2 separate regions of the Mus musculus genome follow, and region 2 is linked to region 1. Evidence: chromatin loops called from intact Hi-C (ENCODE). Cell type or tissue: heart. All regions are shown on one strand. Each heading gives the region's core, and the rest is flanking DNA. Links, peaks and the distances in the headings are about the cores only.

Region 1 (9,808 bases), core at 593-8,592:
TTTCTAGAACGGAAGGAACTTTCCTTGTATTTGAACAGTAAGGGGAAAAGGAGCAGCCCAAAATCCCACGCAACCATTCCAGGAGCATATGGGCTTTGACCACCCTGCCTCTGCATCTGCCTCTGCATGAAGAAAAGATTAAACCTAAACCTAAGGGTGCCTTCCTTCCTCTCTGATGTAGTTCCCTGTCTTTCCATGTGTTGTCTCTCTTGTTTTTGCCTTTATCCCTCTTCCTTATCCCTCCTACCCTAAACCTTACAGATAGCTCGGGAGGCTGAGGCAGCCATGTTCCACCGTCTGCTGTTTGAAGAGCTTGTGCGAGCCTCCAGTCACTCCACAGACCTCATGGAGGCCATGGCCATGGGCAGCGTGGAGGCCTCTTATAAGTGTTTAGCAGCAGCTTTGATAGTTCTCACGGAGTCTGGCAGGTAGGGCCCTAAGGGCAGGTATCATTATAGGATAACCAGCTTCTCGCGCAACTAGGTCCGCTATGTGCCTGAGCCTAGGCACAGCCTCTCTCCTTCAGGAAGACAGCCAAGGTCACCATAGGGCAGGACCAAAGGATTCCCTTGGGCACAGTGGAAGTCACAGCACCTGGTGCAGGATGGTTCCTGTGGAGTTTCTAATCTTGCTCAGTTCAGAACATGGAGTGGCTCACCTTCTCCTGGCCATTTTTGTGCCCAGGGACATGTTCCTTCCCAGTTGTCTGTGACTCCTTTCCTCCCTCTCCATTTGTGACAAAGCTCTGACAAAGCCCTGTCCCCCGTCCTCGTCCCTCTGGACGGATGTTGCTCCCCTAGATTGCCCGAGAGGCAGAGGCTGCCATCTACCACTTGCAGCTATTCGAGGAACTCCGCCGCCTGGCGCCCATTACCAGCGACCCCACAGAAGCTGCCGCCGTGGGTGCCGTGGAGGCCTCCTTCAAGTGCTGCAGTGGGGCCATTATCGTGCTCACCAAGTCTGGCAGGTAGGAGGCGGCAGTGGCTCCCTGGGGATGCCCACGCTCAGTTGACACCTCTCCTTGAGGATGCCAAGAGTGAGTGGCTCTGGGCCAGTTTAAGGCCCCTGGCTGCCACTAGAGGATTCCAGGCAGCACTCACAGATAGACCAAACCAACTGGCTGGCTCCAGTGCACGTTCAAAGCCTGCCTCACAGAGAGCTGGAACAAACACCCAGTTTCACCGTGATTAGTACTGTGGGGCCTTTTGACAGAACACTGCGTGGCAGCTGGGCATGGCGGAGCATGCCTCTAATCTCAGCACTTGGGCCAAAGAGGTAGGCGAATGTCTGGATTTGTAGCCTGTCTAGTCTACAAAGTGAGTTCCATCCAGGACAGAGCCCTACTCACAAAATAGCTCAGCTGGTAAAGTTGCTTGCTACACAAGCTTGACCCATATTTGGTCCCCAGAAACCATGGAGGACGGAGAAGGCTGGCCCTGGGTATGCGCAAGGGTACACACTTGGAGGGGTCTTGGTGGATAAAGGATTTGCACAATCATGACTATCTGAATTTGAATCTGGCACCTTAAAGGTTTTTTATTATTACTTTTTATTTTTTTAAAGTGCACACAGAGGTCACCAGGAAAGGTGGTCTGGCCTTTAGGAGCACTGTCAGTTCTTTCAGAGGCCCAACACCTGCCTATATATGGCAGCTCACAACTGTCTGACTCCAGTCCTGGGGAAATCTAATGCATGTGGTCAGAATACCCAGGCAGCTGTAGTGAATGTACGGTGGAGGGAGAGAGTGAGGTGCCCAGTGTCTATCTATCTATATAGCACAATAGATAGATAAAAAATACCCAAGTGTGGTGGTGTGTGCCTGTAGCCCCAGTGCTCATGGTGCAGAGGAAGAAAGAGCAAGTTGTATCACAGCCTAGCTACAGAAAGCCAAACACATGTAAAATCAGTGTGGAGGACTAGGCACTGGTCTGTCTCCCTAAGGCAGTGTTCATGAACTAAGTAGCAGAAAGCTACTTAGGCCTGGGCTGAGGATGGTGGCCTCTGTGTAAGCTTGGCCATGAATGTTGGTATGTAGCTGGAAGCCAGGGATGATGGGGTACTGAGAAATGGGGACACTAAAACTATCATTTTTAGTCCTGGAGTTTTGAAAGCTCTAAAATACAAGGTCTATGCTAATTCTGGGGTTTCTCTGAAGAGTTCCTGGTTCCAGCAGCTACCTCCTTCCTTCAAAGCCTATGTATGCAGGCTAGCATGAAGCTCTGCTGTGGAATTCCTCAGTCCCCCGTGCCTAGCTAATTGAGTAATCTGATAGAGATAGACACTATCATTTGTTACAGGTTGAGAATAGGGGTTCCCTACATTCCCAGGGGATCTTGAATGGCCAGATATTCCTCTTACCACACCTGATCACCACCCAGATTTCTTTTTCTTTCTTTTTTTTTTAAATTTATTTATTTATATGAGTACACGTACTTCAGACATACCAGAAGAGGACATTGGTATCGGATCCCATTACAGATGGTTGCTGGGATCCCATGTGGTTGCTGGGAATTGAACTCAGGCCCTCTGGAAGAGCAATCAGTGCTCTTAACTGCTGAGCTATCTCTCCAGCCCCCAGATTTCTTTTTCTTTCTTTTTTTTTTTAAAGATTGATTTATTATTATATCTAAGTACACTGTAGCTGTCTGCAGATGCACCAGAAGAGGGTGTCAGATTTCTTTATGGATAGTTGTGAGCCACCATGTGGTTGCCGGGACCTGAACTCAGGACCTTCTGAAGAGCAGTCAGTGCTCCCAACCACTGAGCTATCTCTCCAGCCCTACCACCCAGATTTCTAAAACCATAGAAATTCTGAGGTTTCTTTTAACATTAGCTGCTAGGACTCCCATAGGAGAACAGTATAGTGTTATGGTGAACATTGTTGGCTTCCAGGGCCTGGTAACTCTGCTGCTGTTCTTTGCAGAAGAAGTCAGGAGCTAGGCACATGGTACTTGGATTGTAAAAGTTGCTGGCAGCTACAGGAGTGGGTTCTGCTGAGATTGGGCCAAAGCTGCCTCACTGCCAGATGGAAGGGTTCATTTGTGGGAAGAATTCTACCAGCCATGCTCCTATAGGACTGCCCATACTGAGAGCAGGATAATCATCTTAGAAAAGACAGGACAGGTCTGAGGGGCAGGCCAGACCTTGAAACAGTTGTCAGTGGGCAAAGCCTGTGGTCCAGAGTTGAATTAGAGGGTATTACTTTTGGCTTAGGCTTACTGAAAGGGTCTTATGACATGTTTAACGGTCAGTCTTTCCAACCTGTTTCCATCTCAGGAGTGCTCACCAAGTGGCCAGGTACCGCCCTCGGGCTCCTATCATTGCCGTGACTCGAAATCCCCAGACTGCTCGCCAGGCCCATCTGTACCGTGGCATCTTCCCTGTGCTGTGTAAGGATGCCGTGCTGAATGCCTGGGCTGAGGATGTCGACCTTCGTGTAAACTTGGCCATGGATGTTGGTATGTAGCTGGAAACAAGGGAATGATGAAGTGCTAATAAATGGGGACCCTAAAACTACCACTTCCTGAAGTCATGGGCTGGGCCTATCTGTTTTATCACCCAGTTGTAAGATTAGCTGGAGCTACTGTCCTGAGCAGGGTGGGGTTAGAGGGTGGGGAACACAAGCTTTTGTGGCCTTATTCCTATATAGAGACAAGGAGGCAGCTGACCCTGACTCTCTAGAGTATAAACTGAATGGTGTCCAAAGGTCTCTGCATTCTGAGTTCAGCCTCAGCCCTTGTTTAGGCTAGGAGGCTTGCACCATCTTGTGGTGAGAAGAAGTAACTGTCAACCTGCTCCCCTACCCAGACGAGGATTATTAGGGCAGTTATCTGCACCTGCCTTGTTGGATTTGTGTCTGGGTTGGGAAAAGTGCCACTTTGTGTGATCAATTAGGACTGTGGGGCTTTGCAGTTTTCCTCAAGTGTATACCTCTACTCACCAACCTCCTTTTCCCCCCAGGCAAGGCCCGAGGCTTCTTCAAGAAGGGAGATGTGGTCATTGTGCTGACCGGGTGGCGCCCTGGCTCTGGATTCACCAACACCATGCGTGTAGTGCCTGTACCTTGATGGCCCTCTGGAGCCCCTCTTCTAGCCCCTGTCCCTTCCCCTCCCCTATCCTTTCCATTAGGCCAGCAACGCTTGTAGTGCTCACTCTGGGCCATAGTGTGGCGCTGGTGGGCTGGGACACCAGGGAAAATTAATGCCTCTAAAACATGCAATAGAGACCAGCTATTATTCAGGGCCCTACCTGAGCCAGGGGTGGAGGAGGAATGCAGGACTGGAAACCCTGACTTTATCACAGAAGGGCGGCAGCATCTCTGGGCTTTGCTTCTGTAGAAAGTTGTCAGAATTCCCAGCCCTAGCCTGGAGTCAGGAGACAGCAAAAGAGTAGGGGCTGAGGGTGTGGGGCCCAGGGTCCCAGTGTAGATGACGACTTCTGGCCCTGGCCCTGACCTGCTTTCCCAACAGCTTTGGCCTCCCCACTTCTTGTGCACTCCACTTCTGTCACTGCAGACACTCCACTCTCCACCTTGTATTCTGCAGAGTCTCCAGGCCTGTTGCTATAGTGCCCACCTGAATGTCAATAAACAGCAGCTGAAGCACCTGTGTTGTGTTTTGTTTTGTTTTTTTCCGGGGGTTGGTAGTGGTGGTCGAGCCCTGCCCTTTGAGCAATTGAGAATGACAACAGCCAGGAGGCCTGGCCTTGGGTGCTATGGATCCACCAGATAACCTTCAAGCACGGGACCACTGGAGACGCCGGAGACTGAATACTTTGGGAGTATATAAGTTGCCTCCTGCACCAAAGTGCGGCTGTGTATCGGGAAGCTGATCCGTTCTATTTCAGGGCAAATACTAGAAAAGTCTGGGACAGGTTCAGCTAGCACCTAGAATGGTCGAATAGTGGGCTGATCCCTGTGGTAGAGGCCTGTTGAGGGCGCTGTAGGATGAGTCCCTGATTGGATACTTCACAAAACCCTCAGCCTCCATAACAGTTAAGCACAAAGGGTCTCTTGTTTTCCTGTTGCCCTCAGGAATAAGGTACATAGAAACAAGGTGGGACCCTTGTCCCTGGCAACTCCCAACAGCCACCTAGTCAGAGGCTAAGGCCTCTGAAATTGAGATGTTGCAGCACCAAGAGCTCAGGTTAGGTAAGGAGGTTGGAAGGCGGAGTAGAATGAAGAGCCCTGAGGGAACATTTTGATATGAAGTCCCATAATTGAGGACCCAGGCCCTGGTTTCCTCGACCTCACAATTTTGAAGACCTACCTGCAGCTGGGACCCATCAGGGCGGTCTGGGAGCGGGGAAGGCTCCACCAATTGAGCCAGGCTCATTCTGCGCGAGCGGCCAATAGGCGTGTGGGGGCGGGCCTTTCCCGGGGTGGGCGGTCCCCGGAGGGCACTGGGTCTGGCGCACGGCCTCGGGCTCCCGGAGAAGGCGCTGCGATGACCGCCCTGAGCCGTAGCGAGCCTGTCGAGGCGGGCAGGTAAGGGAGGCGTCCCGGGGCTCCAGGTCCAGGAGGCTGCGACGAAGGGCAGGGCGACTCTGGGAATGCCGCGCCTAGGCGCCTTCTGCCTCCCGGCTGGGCACTTCCAACCGCAGAAATTTAGGCTTGGACCCTGCGCCTCCGCCCGGCTGTGAGGTGTGCGAGTCTGGTGCGATGTATCCGATGTGTCTTGGTGGCTTCAGGCGAGCGGAAGGCACGCTCCCTTCTGGAAATCACCTCGTGTCGGCCACCCTCGCGGTCCATTCATTTGTGTTTCATTCATTTCTCGCCATAACGACCCCCCAGTCCCGGTTGTCTCCACACACAGCCTGGCGCTTCCCTGTGGGCCTCTGCAAAATCAGCTCCTCTCCTCTCCTCTCCACTCCCAGCGGGATCTACTCTTAGGAGCACACTCGGCTGCTTCTGAGGCAACGTGGAGCTGTCCCAGCACGACTCGGCCGCACCCCGTGCGCCAGGCCCGGGCGGGCTGGGGCTGGTCTCCAAGCCCAGAGAGCTGGTTCAAAGTCGGCTTGGGAGGAAAGGAAAGTTCTTGCAGGTAGTGGAGAATAAGTGGGGGGAGAGAAGACAGGAGGCGGCATGGCAGATGACATCAAGAATGGTAACTGTGAGCTGGGAGGGTAGGTAGTGTTTACCTAGCATATATAAGGCCTTGGATTTGGTCCTTAGCACTGCATAAAACACATTGGTGATGCACATCTACAATTCCAGCACCGTATGCAAGATGGTTCATGCTTGCTAGCTCCTGGGAAGCTTACATGAGCTGAGATTCAGGGTCATCTTGGACTACATAATGATTTCAGGTCCAGCCCTGGGGAGTTAGGGAATTTAACTTTTGAAGTGGTGCAGATGAGATTATTTAGGGGGAAGATGCGGCCCGTTGATGAAACTGTAAATTCTTGCTCCCACCCAGCCCCAAACCTGCAGGATTGGACATCCCTGGCCAGCCAGGATGGATTGAGGTGGGGCAAATGTGATCTTGTTCCCACATCAACCTTGGTACATAGGGTGATGAGTTAGCACTCAGTCCTCTACGGGCTTGAGGGGGTGGGCTAGCTGTGATCAGCCTTTGTCTCTGGGTTTGCCTCCTTCAACGTACGTATCTGGTTGTGCAAAGGTGTCCTTCCACTCCTAAAGCTGGAAGACAAGAGTCTTGCCAGAAGAGATGGGTAGAGGGTATCGCTCGCCCTGTGGACTGCTCTTCAGTCTCCTCATAAGGCCAGTTAGACTGCAGCATAGAAAGGCATTCTTAGAGTAAAGGTTAGAGTTTGGCAGTCATTAAGGGTGTTCTTAGTGGGGACCTTGGGGCAAGTGAGCAGACCCAGTGGGCAAAGCTGACTGGTTTCACCCCAGCAATTCAGGAGGTGTCTGCTGGGGCCAAGTAGAAAAGGTTTTCTCAGCTTCCCAGAGGGCAAGAAGTTTCTAAATAGTCTGGAAAGGTCAGACTGAGCCTCATCCAGGCCTTACTGTTGGTGCTTGTTTTAAAATTTCAAAACTCGGGTTGGTCCTCAAAACTTTATCTGGGACTAGAAGTGAATATGTTAATTCATTTACTGGGGATGTTCTGGTGACCCCACTAGGGGTGAGGACACAGTATTCAGGGTGGTTTATGCCTGCTAGCCTCCAGGGAGCTAGCTTTCCCATGATCTGCTAGTGCTTGTCAAGGTGACTCCACCCAGCCCTTAAGCTGGCTAAGCTGTTGCTTTGGCTGCTGAGAGACACGTTCCCTATTTATAAGACTGACAGGAAGAGCTTCACTCTGAGAGTCAGAGATGAATTCAGATGCTCTTCCCACTTTGCTGCGACTTGGAGCAAATCACGTCTGTCTCAGAGCCTGCTTTACCACAAAGTAAGAAGAGATGTGACTTCGGCTCCCTAGAGACCGCCCCTCCACACAGTCAGTGGTTCTACCCAACGAGTTTCCACCTCCACTTCTGGAGATGCCTCGGTTCTTTTCATATTTTTCCCTTTGCTGTGACTTGTCTTGGGAGCCCATCAAATCACGAAGGGTGTAGCGTTCCACTTCCACTTCAGTGTCTAGTACTTGAGTCTGGATCCTGGAGAATGATGTGTTCATCCTTCTCTGAGAGGAGAAGACAGGTTTCCCTTAATTCCACAACGATCTTGGATACAGTGATGAGCCTGATAGCGGTCAGGCTTGGCCTCCGTACCTCTTCACATAGACTGTACGGCATCACTCTCTCGGCCCCTAGTCTCTAACCTGTAAGCTACGATTAATCCTCCTACCTGTTTATTAATGTAGGGATGGATGGGGATTAGGGCACATAGCCCCAAGAATGAGTTTCCTGAGGCTGGGGAGATGGCACAGTAGATAGTAACATCGTGGCTTAAGCATGAGGGCCTGAGTTCCAGCTGGGTGTAGCCAGTAGACGTGCAACCTCAGCACTATAGAAGGGAGAGAAAGAGACATCACTGAGCCACACTCCAGGCTAGGAAAGACCCCATCCCAAGGGACTGAAGAGAGTGGTGGAGCAGGACACCAGACATCCTCCTCTAGCCTCCTTGAATGTGCACAGATACTCACCTACCACACACACACACACGTGTGCACACATGCACGCACACACACACACACACACACACACACACACACACACACACACACATACACATGAGGAATGAGCTTCCTCCATGACTGAGAACAGTTTCCCCTACAGTGTACCTGCCTATGGTGGCAGTGTGCGTTATTCTTAAGCATATAAGCTTCAAAGGGACAAACTGCCTCCCCTCTCTTCTTTCTCCCACATCTACACATTTTTGTTAGTTGAGAAATTACTTGCCAGGCAGTGATGGTGCACGCCTTTAATCCCAGCACTTGGGAGGCGGAGGCAGGCAGATCTCTGAGTTTGAGGCCAGCCTGGTCTACAGAGTGAGATCCAGGACAGCCAGGGCTACACAGAGAAACCCTGTCTCGAAAAACAAAAAACAAACAAACAAACACACAAAAACCAAGAGAGAGAGAGACTTGGTTAGAATTTAGGCTTGGTTTAATACTTGTAGTAACTGAATCGGCCTTTCAGTCTTTGTTCTAAATTGGTATTTCCTCGATGATGTTTAAAATTACATTAGGCTACTACCTACCTATTTGCCTAGGATGCAGCTCTAAAGATCGGCTCCAGGGTTAGGCAAGCACACTACCATTAAGTCACAACCCCAACTCTTTCAGGGTTATTTAAAAATATATTTTTTACTATTTATTATTGATTTTTCAGACGGGACCTCATGTCACCAGGGCTAGTCTTATACTTCATATGGCACAAAAAAAAACCAACAACAACAACAAAAAACAACAAAAAACAAACTTGAGCTCTTTTTTAAAAAAAAAAAGAATTATTTATTTATTTTGTGTGAGTACACTGTAGCTGTTTTTGGACACACCAGAAGAGGGTATCAGATCCCATTACAGATGGTTGTGAGCCTCCATGTGGTTGCTGGGAATTGAACTCAGGACCTCTGGGAGAGCAGTCAGTGCTCTTAACTACTGAGCCATCTCTCCAGTCCCCCCAACACTGAGCTCTCTTTACTTTTCTATTCTCTTTTAGCATGTGTGCAGTCTCAGCTCTTGTGTGCATGGCACAGGCACAGAGGTCAAAGGAGAGTACCTACTTCCTAAGTGCTTAGATTAAAGGCATGCACCTCATACCTGCCAAAGGAACACTTTGGGGGAGTTTTCTCCTTTGCACCATAACTTCCAGGAACTGGACTGAAGTCATCGGGCTGGCAAGGCAGGCTCTCTGCCGGGGATCATCCCAGCTATCTCCCCAGCCTGACCCTGACCCTTGGTCCCTCACATCTGACTTCCCAGCTCTTTACATTTTTAAAATGGTTTTCATAAATTGCCCATGCTGTCCTCAAACTCTCAATCTCCCGAGGAGCTGAGATTCCATGCTTACATCACTAAGACCAGCTTGGAATTTTTTTTTAAGTGGAAATAAAAAGCACTTAAAATTTTTGTTTAAGTCTCCAGTGAAGTGCTTTCCTTTTTCATGTGCTGACATAGCCTATCAAAGGCTTAGCAAACAGTTGTCCAAACCCTTCTGGTATTTCATTTCCTTTCTTTCTTTCTTTCTTTCTTTCTTTCTTTCTTTCTTTCTTTCTTTCTTTCTTTCTTTCTTCCTTTTTTTTAAGAATTGTTTATTTAGTGTATGTATATGAGTACACTGTAGTTATCTTCAGGTACACCAGAAGAGGGCATCGGATCCCATCACAGATGGTTGTGAGCCACCATGTAGTTACTGGGATTTGAACTCAGGACCTCTGGAAGAGCAGTCAATGCTCTTAACC
Region 2 (9,808 bases), core at 1,302-9,301, 62 kb before region 1:
ATCTTTGAACAGTTCACCGAGGGGATTTCAAATGGGTCATTCATCTATACCCCTTCCTCACCTCATCTTTTCACTGGCACTCCACTAAGCAACTCCCAGGTAGTTCTCGGTGCAACATTTGCTCCTTGGGTGTTGGGAAGGCCAACGTGCATTTCTACAAAGATGAAGAAGCAGAGAAGTTACTTGCCACAGGCAGGGTGGTACCCTACAGAGCAAGGAGGAGGTCACTTATGGCATCCAAGAAGATGCATGGAGTTCGTGCCCAATTCGTTGTACAGGATGGAAGGACAAGTGCCAGAACACTAGCATTGTGTTCCAAGCCAAGTACATCTTAATTTGAAAGAGGAAGTCGTTAAGTGTGCCTTTGGTGATCAGGAGTCTGTCCTTGTTTTTTCCTGGAAACGCCTAAGCCCTAAATTCCATTACTTCCTGGATCTCTCACTTTGGACCTTTTGTTTTCATTCACTTTATATTGTGGGGAAGAGGGCTGGGGAGATGGTTCAGGGGTTACAGTGCTTGCTGCACAAGGATGAAGACCATAGTTCAGATCCCCAGAGCCTACCATAAAAAGCCAGGAAGTGGAGTGCTGTAATTCCAGCCTCAAAGGAATAGAGAGGGGATGGGATCATCAGAGCAAGCTGCCTGGGGGACTGGCTACACTGTCCAGCTTTGAGTTTGACTGAAAGATGCTGCTTTGATGAATAAGGTGAAAGAGGAAGGACATGAGGACATGACCACTCCATGGTGTGGTTGAGGAGAGCACAGCCAGAGGCACCTGGAAGAGTCTAAGGCAGGGAGAGAAAATAGCAGACTAAACATGACCAGTTTAGCCTAACTGAATCAGGCCATGAGAGGAGAGAGATGGGGAGATCAGGAGAGGACGGCTAAAAGAGAGCCAAGAGGACAGAGGGCAAAAGAGGACACATGGCCAAAATGGCAGGGTTATATACAATGAGAAGTGGGGAGCTGGGGGAGCCTGTGAGCTGGAGAAGTTTAGGATGGAGGGTATGTGAAAAGAGCGGGGGGGGGGGGGGGGGGGGGCAAGAGCTTGCTGAGAGAGCCTGGTGGCCAGCAAGCTCTTTGTTATGCTAATAGGCACCACAGTTAACATTTGTCACTTTCTTTTGGACCTGATGGAAGAGTTGTGATGAAGACAGCATCAACCTCTGATCTTCTCACACACAAGCATACACCTACAAACATCCATATAAACACATGCGCATAAGACACCTATGAAAATGAACAAAAGATTAGGAAAGAAAATTTGACTGACATAATTGCCAACATGCACAATTATTTTTTAGTCTTGGCAGTCTGGATTGATGGCCTAAGACAGCAAAATTGTAGTGTTCAGCTTCTGTTGAAAAGAATCTCAGGAAGAAGCCAACATGCTCTAACACCCAGACATCTTCCTTTCTAATGAAGCCCTGAAATCTCCTCCACCTGTTGATGAATATGTGACCGATACTCAGTATAAATGGTTCATCATATCACATAACCGTGGATTTCTAACTTCCCAGGCCAGGATGACCAATTGCTTCCATTTTACCTCAGCTCTACAAACTAACTGAGTGTTGTGCAGTCTGTTGCTCTCATACCCCATTCTCTCCCCTGGATTAGGACTGACTCCATTACACAGGACAGGGATTGACATAGAGAAGCATAGGAAGGGAAGAGAAGTGTAGGAGCATGGCTGACCTCATGAAAGATTGCATAAGGGATTCAAACAAATGCCGTCAGGTCTCTTTCACTCTGCTCCTCAGGGCTCACAACCATCTACAACTTCAGCTCCAGGGTACCTGATGCTCTCGCTGGCCTCCATGAACCCTGAACACACACACACACACACACACACACACACACACACACACATGCACACACTATTTTTTTAAAGGCTGAGCTAGTTTATCATATTTATATGTTGAGACCAAAGAATGGGAGAGAAGAACAACTGAATCCAGATAAAGAAACAGGAGTACAGGACAGAGCAAAGTTGCTGAAAAGGCAAAACACAGTGGAATACAGGACACAGTGAGAGAATAGCCTTGGATTGGAAGGAACTCTTTGCCCCATTTCAAATAGAAAGACTGGGAGAGAATGAGTATGGGGGCGGTAAGCACTGGCCTAGAGTGAGTCATAGACAGCCCCCTCCGGGTCAGAGGTCTTCAGAAAGGGCTGGGAAGCTTCCAGGAAGTTGAGACTAGACTCCCTATTTCTCTGCCTCTTCTTTTATTCTCATTGGCAGCTTGTCTTTCTTCATCCTCATCCCTCAGAATAGATAGGGTGAGGTCCAATCAGACTCTTAACCTCTCAGCCTAATCTCACAATCCCAAAACAGGACACTCTGATTAACACATCTTGGATGAGGAATCCACTCCACAGCTCAGTCAATTGCAATTTAGGCACCAGACATCTCAGGAAACATACCCAGGGCTATGTGTCTCAAGCATGGATGTAGAAAACACAATTTCCAGAGAATGAGCTCGTGGGCTGGACTGACTGAAAAGGATGTCTACCCACAAGCTCAAGTCTATAAAGCTGAGTTATTTCCTTCACTTTTGCATTAATCACTCTGCTTGACAAAATACTTGACAGAAACAGCTCATGGAAGAAAAGCTGTGTGTCTGGCTCATGATTTCAGAGAAACTTAAGTCCATCGTGGCGGAGAAGGCATACTGTGTGGGGGTGGGGGGTGGGGGAGGCTCAAGAGGGAGTGGCTGGGATCTTATGTTAGAGTCCAGTGGCCTTCACTCCATTCTATCCCTCACTCCCAGTCTTGTGAAGGTCACTTGAAACAACCATTGTTTCTCTGATCAGAGGACAGTGTTTCACTAGGTCTACTAACAGAACTGAGATTATAGTGATGTAGGTCCTGGGGTGGTGACTCAGTCAGTAAAAATCTGCATGAAAACTTGGAAGACTCAAAGTCAGATCCTCATTACCCATGTAAAAAGTGGGGTACAGTAGTACCATCTGTAATCCCAGCACTGGAGAGGAAGAGACAAGAGAATCCTTGGAGTTTGCTGGCCAACCAGTCAATCCATTTATAAACAACTCTTTTGGTGAGAGTCTCTCTCTCTCCCCCTCCCCCTCTCTCCCCACCCCCATCACCCCCCCACACACACACACACACAGAGGGAGGAAGGGAGGCAGGGAGGGAGACAGTCAAGGAGGGAAGGAGGCAGGGAGGGAGGGAGAGAGGGAGTAACTGACTAATGGAAAATGAAGAAAGCCAGGAAGAGCATAATAATCTATAAAGCAGTTAAAATTCATTGAGTACGGGAGCATGAGAGGGAAAGGGTTAAAGAGAGGGAATCCTGGGAGGTTGTGGGATTCTGCCATTCCACATTTCATTCATGGGAACAAAACCTTTGTGTTTTCTTATGTTGAACACATTTCCACAGTGCATGCTCTCAGAAGACTATGTGACCCTAAGTCCAGTTCTGAACTACTGTGAACTATTGCACTCTGAGACTGGAGTATATCCCTCAGTTTTCTTCAGTTATTACAATGTAACAAAACACCAAAATCTGTTAGCAGTCAGCGGCCTGGGGATCCTTGGCTCGATCCAGTTGAGACTCATGAGTAAGCAAGGAGAGAAACTAGAACCCAGGGGGCAAGCACAACGGCTCAAGCCAAGAATGCAATAATTTAATTTTCTCTTCTTTCCTTCCTTCTTTTTTTTTGAGACTGTTTCTTTGTGTAGCTTTGAGTGTCCTAGAACTAGTGCTGTAGACCAGACTAGCATCTCAGAGATCTGCCTCTGCCTTTAAAGTGCTGGGATTAAAGGCATGCACCACTACCGTCCCACACTTTTTTTTTTTTAAGGGTTTTTTTTATTTTTAATGTATGAGTATCTGCATGTACACCTGCATGCCAGAAGAGGGCCCAAGATTTCACTATAGATGGTTCTGAGCAACCATGTGGTTGCTGGGAATTGAACTCAGAACCTCTGGAAGAGCAGCCAGTGCTCTTAACCCCTGAGTCATCTCTCCAGCCCCACTTTTTTTTTTTAAGATTAATTTTACATATGCATGTTTGTGTTTTCCTGCATATATGTGCGTGCAACGCATTGGTTCCTAGTGCCTGTGATGGCCAGAGAGGGTAGTAGATCTCCTGAAACTGGAGTTTCAAATTATTGTGAACTGACTCGTAGGTGCTGGGAACCCAACCCAGGCCTTTGACAAGTGCAGCCACTGATCTTGGCTGCTGAGCTTTCTCTTCCATCCCAACTAAAATGTTTCATTTAGTTAATTTCTGAGATGGTTTCATATATCCCAGGCTGGCCTTGAATTGGCTATGTAGCTTAAGACTTCTATGGGGGCACACGCCTTTAATCCCAGCACTTGGGAGGCATAGGCAGGTGGATTTCTGAGTTGGAGGCCATCCTGGTCTACAGAGTGAATTCCAGGACAGCCAGGGCTATACAGAGAAACCCTGTCTCGAAAAACAAAACAAAACAAACAAAAACAAAAACAAAAAAACCACAAAAAACAAAAAGACTTCTAACTTGATTTTTGTGCTTCAACTTTCTGAATGCTGAGATAACATTATACAGACTACAGGCACGACACGGGATTTACACACCTGTGCATAAACTAAGGGTTTGTGGTTGCTAGGCAAACACTCTTCCAAGTGAGCTATGTCCCCAGTCCCCTGTGTGATGAGAAAGCCTGGGTGCGGTCGGTACACCGAAGCAAATGAACATGGGAGCAAGTCAGATTTCAGAATTTTAACTTTTGATTCCTATTTTTGTCTGGCTTCAAGCTGCACCAAAGGGGCACCTCAGTATCTCTATATAGGCAATCTAGATTACCTTCTTCTGCAACCCTCCTAACCACACGAGGCGACAAAGAAAAACATTATATTTCGGCATGTCCGGAGAACCTCTTTCTCAAGCTCCCTCCGGGCCCCAAAGCGCAAGCGCCACTCTCTCGCTTCCTCACGCCTTCAACTCTGGATCACTGCGCACGCGCGCCCTGGCTAGCACCCTGGGGTGGGGACACGCCCAGGTACAGCACGCACCGCGGTTGGTCGGAAGAGGACACCTGATCGCGGTGTCTTCGCCTGAGCATGCGCAGAGCGCCCCGGCGTGCCCGAGACCGCACGCTGAGGCGTGTGGTGCGCGACCTCACCCGCCCGCCTCGGTCCCCGCCCCTTGGCCTGCCGCTCCGCCCCCGCGGGGCGTCCCGGGCCGCTCGTCCCCTCCGCGGCGGCCGCGCGCGGCCCGGGGTCGCCGTGAGTACTCTCTAGGCTGGCGTGTGGGGAGGCTGGAGTGGGGATGGGGCGGGGCGGTCGGGCTGCTGGCAAGGTCCGCCCTGCCTGAGGGACCAAGTAAGGGATGCTGACAGGCTTCGCTCGGCTGGGCGGCTGGCGGCGGCGAGCCGCAGACGGGTCCTTAACGGGGAAGGCCGGAGCTGAGGGCTTTGGGGGACACCTGGAGAAGAGGCCTCAGGCCCTGCCCTGCATGCGCAGGTGTCCTCGCGAGCGTCTTGGTCTTCTCCCTCCGCCCGGGCTAGGGTTAGCGCTGGCCCGCGGGTCTCGCCCCTCCGCACCCTCCTTCGCCCTTTGTTTAGTAGCCTAGTCCTTTTGACACTTCCGTTGGAGTGGAGTTTTCTTCTCCTAGCACACTGAGCTGGAAGTCAAGCCCAGAATGTAGACGTTGAGATCAGAGGCGTCTCTTGACTAGGTATACGTTAAATGGTCACTCTGAAAAGTGCCAATGGACGTAGAGAAAAAGACCTTTGTGGGTCGTCCGAAGGCTTATTTACCGTTGGCACGATCTCATAGAAATAGACCAAGCGTGTTAATGCGAGCTGCCATCCCCCAGAATAAACACTGAGCCTAACAGCACACTTCTCTGGGCACTCTTAATAGTCTCTATTTGATCTAGCTCCTCTTGAAAGGTTCCAGATCTGCCCCCCACCCCCACCCCGAACTAGTTATTACATGAAAAAATGGATAGATTTGGCCCTATCAAACGTTCAAGTTACTTATGCAAGTTTTGTGACCTCCCTAGGTTGGAGTATTAAATATGTAACATGAAAACTTTGAACTAGGTCATCTCTCAGCCCCCTCTTTTTTTTTTTTTTTCTTTTTTAATGAATTCCGTGCTCCACCATCTGCCTTTTCCCACTCTCCAGCTTTTAAATCTACTCTCCATTCCTGAGAGAAGGCCATGGAGTGTTGAGGATTCAAGTCTTTTTTTACTAAAACAGTCTGGTTGGAGAAGCTGGTCATTTCATAACTGTCTTTTCCTTAGAAAAACTGATTTTTTTTACCCCCTCCTTTTAATAGCATCAGAAACCAAGCAGCAAACCCTGAGGAGATGCTCAGTTTTCCTTGACTTCTACAGTGAAAGACCTTGAGAAAGTTGGCACTTCTAGCCTAAGCTGCCCTCATTCTACTGCTCACCCCAAGACAACCCAGGCTGGACTGTAGTGCTTCCCTCTTCGTCCAGAGCAGCATTTGACTGTTTTCAATCTAAAAGAACCCTGGTCCCAAACTTCATAATTGGCACCTCAGCTGCTCTTGAAGGTGAATGAAGTCTTGATTTTTAAAAAGCATTTTGTGTGATTTTTGTCAGTTTAGTAGCAGCATTTAAGTTCTTATACTTACCTCCTATTTGGCCTAGGTACATAGCTGAGGGCTCATTCACTAATTCAGTAAATGTGTTATAGAGGCTGAGAATGGTGAAAACAGTAAAATCTTTGCTTATAGAGCTACAGTCAGGAGTGAGAGAGATGGCTCAGCAGTTAGGACCACTGGACTGCTCTACCAGAGGTCCTGAGTTCAGTTCCCAGCAACCACATGGTGGCTCACAACCACCTGTAATGGGATCTGATGCCCACTTCTGGTGTGCCTGAAGACAAAGTACTCATATACAGAGAGAGCTTACAGTCTGGTGAGAGATAAATGTAAGAGTGGTCAGAGCTGTGGTGAAGAAAACAATGTGGAGGGGGATCGAGAATGCTAGTGTGGGTATTTTATATGGGCAGTCAAGGTGACCTTTGGCCAGAGTGTGGATATCTAAAAAGGAATCCTAAAGGGGAGAACAGTAGAGACAAGATGTGTAGTGGGACTATTCTTACTGTGTTTGAAGAACAGCAGAGAGCACAGAGACAAAGGGAAAGCATTTGATTTTATAAATGTAGAAAATTTCAACTATGTACCCAAAAGTAGGGCATATAGGAAACCCTTGTGTACATTAGCTTCATCAGTTTCCATTTTTTGTTGCTGTTGTTTGTTTTGTGAAATGTAGCTCTTGGCTCTCCTGAGACTCAGTATGTAGTCTGCACTGGTGGAGAACACAGAGAGAACCTTTTGCCTCTGCCTTTAAAAATTCTGGGTTTTGTTTTTGTTTTTGTTTTTGTTTTTTGAGACAAGATTTCTCTTTCTAGTCCTGGCTGTCCTGGAGCTCATTCTGTGGCCCAAACTTGCCTTGAATTCACCGAATCTGCCTGCCTCTGCTGGGATTAAAAGTGGGCACCACCATCCCCCTGCAGAGTGCTGGAATTAAAGACACATCCCACCATGCTTGGTTTACAGTTATCAGCATTTTGCCAAATTTATTTCTTCTCTTTTCCCACTTATTTTATTTGGAACTGGGGTAATATTTAATTTTTTTTAATTGAAAATAAAATTCTGGTTGACCTACAATGAGTTTTTTCATACATATAATTGGACCTTATTTATAACCCCCCCCGAATATTTTTAAAGCAATTATCAGATATGAGGTTATCTCATCTCTAAGGGTGTTAGTTGTAATTGATTTTTGCATGTTGTTTTTTTGATCAGTCAGATAGTACTGCCAGCTTAAAAACTGCTATTCGGAATTTGCTTTTGTGTGTGCCTTATGGTCACATTCTGGACCAATTACTAGGTCTACCTATGGGAGAACAGACTTCAGACCCTTGGAAAATGTAATGACTTAAGAGGAATAGTTCTCAGGTTTTATCATGCAGCATGATAACTTTAAGGCTTGTTAGAATATCACTGAGTTCCAGCTATGGTTTTTCTACTTCACTAAATCTCAGGGGGTGAGGGTTAAGAATTGGCATTTTAACAAATTCCCAGTTGACACTGATGCTGTGGGCACACTATTCTACTTAGAACTACTGATGTAAAAAACTAAGGCTTGGTAGAATCACATTAAGGACCAAGAACACCCTGAGTCTGGAATGGATTAAATTGAGGTATATGTAGAGCCAGGAAGGGCTAGACTAGTGATTCCTAATTTTTGCCTAATAAGTAGAGCTTTTAACTGATTTAACATATAAGCTTAATTCCTGTTAAAATGTACTGATTGGTTATGGGGTATGGGTGTGTGCTAGCTGAAAGTTCCCTGGGTGATCTCAATGTATAGGTATGTCTGTGACTGGACTTAGAGAGCAGCAGAAAGCTTTAAAAGCCTGCTGACAGTACCTTTGACATTATCTATAGTTCAAACCTTCATAATTTCGTAGCTGAGTGTTTTTTCCTGACTGATGGAAGTGAAGGCTTCAGTGAGGCTAACATTAGAGTGGTATAGGATGGAGGTCTTCTAGGATTAGAAGTGGGGAGGAGTGCCTGTTGGATCATTGCTGTAACTATGTGAAAGTTAGGTTTCAAGATGACCCTGGAGCATTGCTTTAGTTATGACAACTCAGACATTGTTTACCAGAGCATCCTTAGTGTGATTTTTATTTTAAAAAAATTATTTTATGTATATGTGTATACTGTTACTGTTTTCAGACACACCAGAAGAGGGCATCAAGTCACATTACAGATGGTTGTGAGCCACCATGTGGTTGCTGGGAATTGAATTCAGGACCTCTGGAAGAGCAGCCAGTGCTCTTAACCGCTGAGCCATCTCTCCAGCCCCATCCTTAGTGTTATTGAGAACTCTAAATTAGATGATTGTTATAGAATGACTTGTGGTAATGTTGCTTTAAAAAAAAAAGATTTGTTTTTATTTTTAAAAATGTGTGTAGGTGGATCCACCGGCGTTATAGTAGTTATGAGTTGCCAGGTGTGTATACTGGGAATCCAACTCAGGTCCTCTATATGAGCAGTTAGCAGTATTAATCACTGAGCCATCCCTCCAGCCCTCTTGAATTTATTTATTTTTACAGAGTCCTCTTAGTAGTGCAGGCTGATCTCAAACATGTGATCTTCTGTCTCTCCCTTCCCCTCCTTTTACTGCTGGGACTCTGGGTATGTGCCACAGAGCTCAACTAAAACTGAAGTTTTAAAAGCAATAATAAGGGACTAGGGGGGGCTGGTGAGATGGCTCAGTGGGTAAGAGCACCCGACTGCTTTTCCGAAGGTCCAGAGTTCAAATCCCAGCAACCACATGGTGGCTCACAGCCACCCGTAACGAGATCTGACTCCCTCTTCTGGAGTGTCTGAAGACAGCTACAATGTACTTCCATATAATAAATAAATAAATCTTAAAAAAATAAAATAAAAATAAGGGACTAGGGATGTGACTTGTTGGTTAAAATGTCTGCCATGCAGGTGTGAGGACTAGAGTGTGGGTCCCTGGAACCTACATAAGTGTCAGGTGGGCATGGTGGCCGTGTGACTCCAGCTCTTGGAATGCGGGGATAGGATGTCAGTAAGCTGGCTAGCTAGACTAGCCTGTATTGGTGAGTTGCAGGTTTAGTTGAGAAACCTTGTCTCAGAAGAATGATTAAGAAAGATTGAAGTCAGCTTTGGAGGCCTTTTTATTTCTTCTTTATGTGTATACATATAAAAAAGAAAAAAAAGTGATAATGGCCCAATATGGAAAAATAGGAGCAAAGAGGCTAAAAGAATCTGGTTCTGC

Evidence for each region. Hi-C counts contacts between places; a loop is a spot of excess contacts. Peaks named below come from ENCODE experiments on the same cell type or tissue, not always from the same donor. Only the 100,000 strongest peaks of a DNase experiment are listed, where the experiment ranks them.
Region 2: a loop joins it to region 1, with 5 times the contacts of the local background. A loop is called at or near these places in 5 of 42 quality-filtered maps.

The regions. Positions count from the first base shown.
Region 1 is chr9:59,674,768-59,684,575 of GRCm38, forward strand. It overlaps Pkm (pyruvate kinase, muscle), which reads left to right. Exons shown (of 11, transcript NM_011099.4): 9 at 801-967; 10 at 3,277-3,458; 11 at 3,961-4,605. The coding sequence ends at 4,067. Gramd2 (GRAM domain containing 2) reads left to right here and starts at 5,387. Exons shown (of 12, transcript NM_001379375.1): 1 at 5,387-5,485. The coding sequence starts at 5,445. In heart, for the core only: CTCF peaks have their summits at 1,035 and 3,772 (motif pointing left); DNase peaks (open chromatin) are centred at 1,044, 3,814 and 5,354; H3K4me3 peaks cover 929 bases; H3K27ac peaks cover 807 bases; H3K27me3 peaks cover 2,212 bases.
Region 2 is chr9:59,612,171-59,621,978 of GRCm38, forward strand. It overlaps Parp6 (poly (ADP-ribose) polymerase family, member 6), which reads left to right and starts at 5,114. Exons shown (of 24, transcript NM_001205239.1): 1 at 5,114-5,238; 2 at 6,298-6,537. It overlaps Gm51709 (a long non-coding RNA gene), which reads right to left and starts at 4,954. Exons shown (of 3, transcript XR_003948337.1): 1 at 4,817-4,954; 2 at 62-154. In heart, for the core only: a CTCF peak has its summit at 4,843; a DNase peak (open chromatin) is centred at 4,971; H3K4me3 peaks cover 2,029 bases; H3K27ac peaks cover 1,553 bases.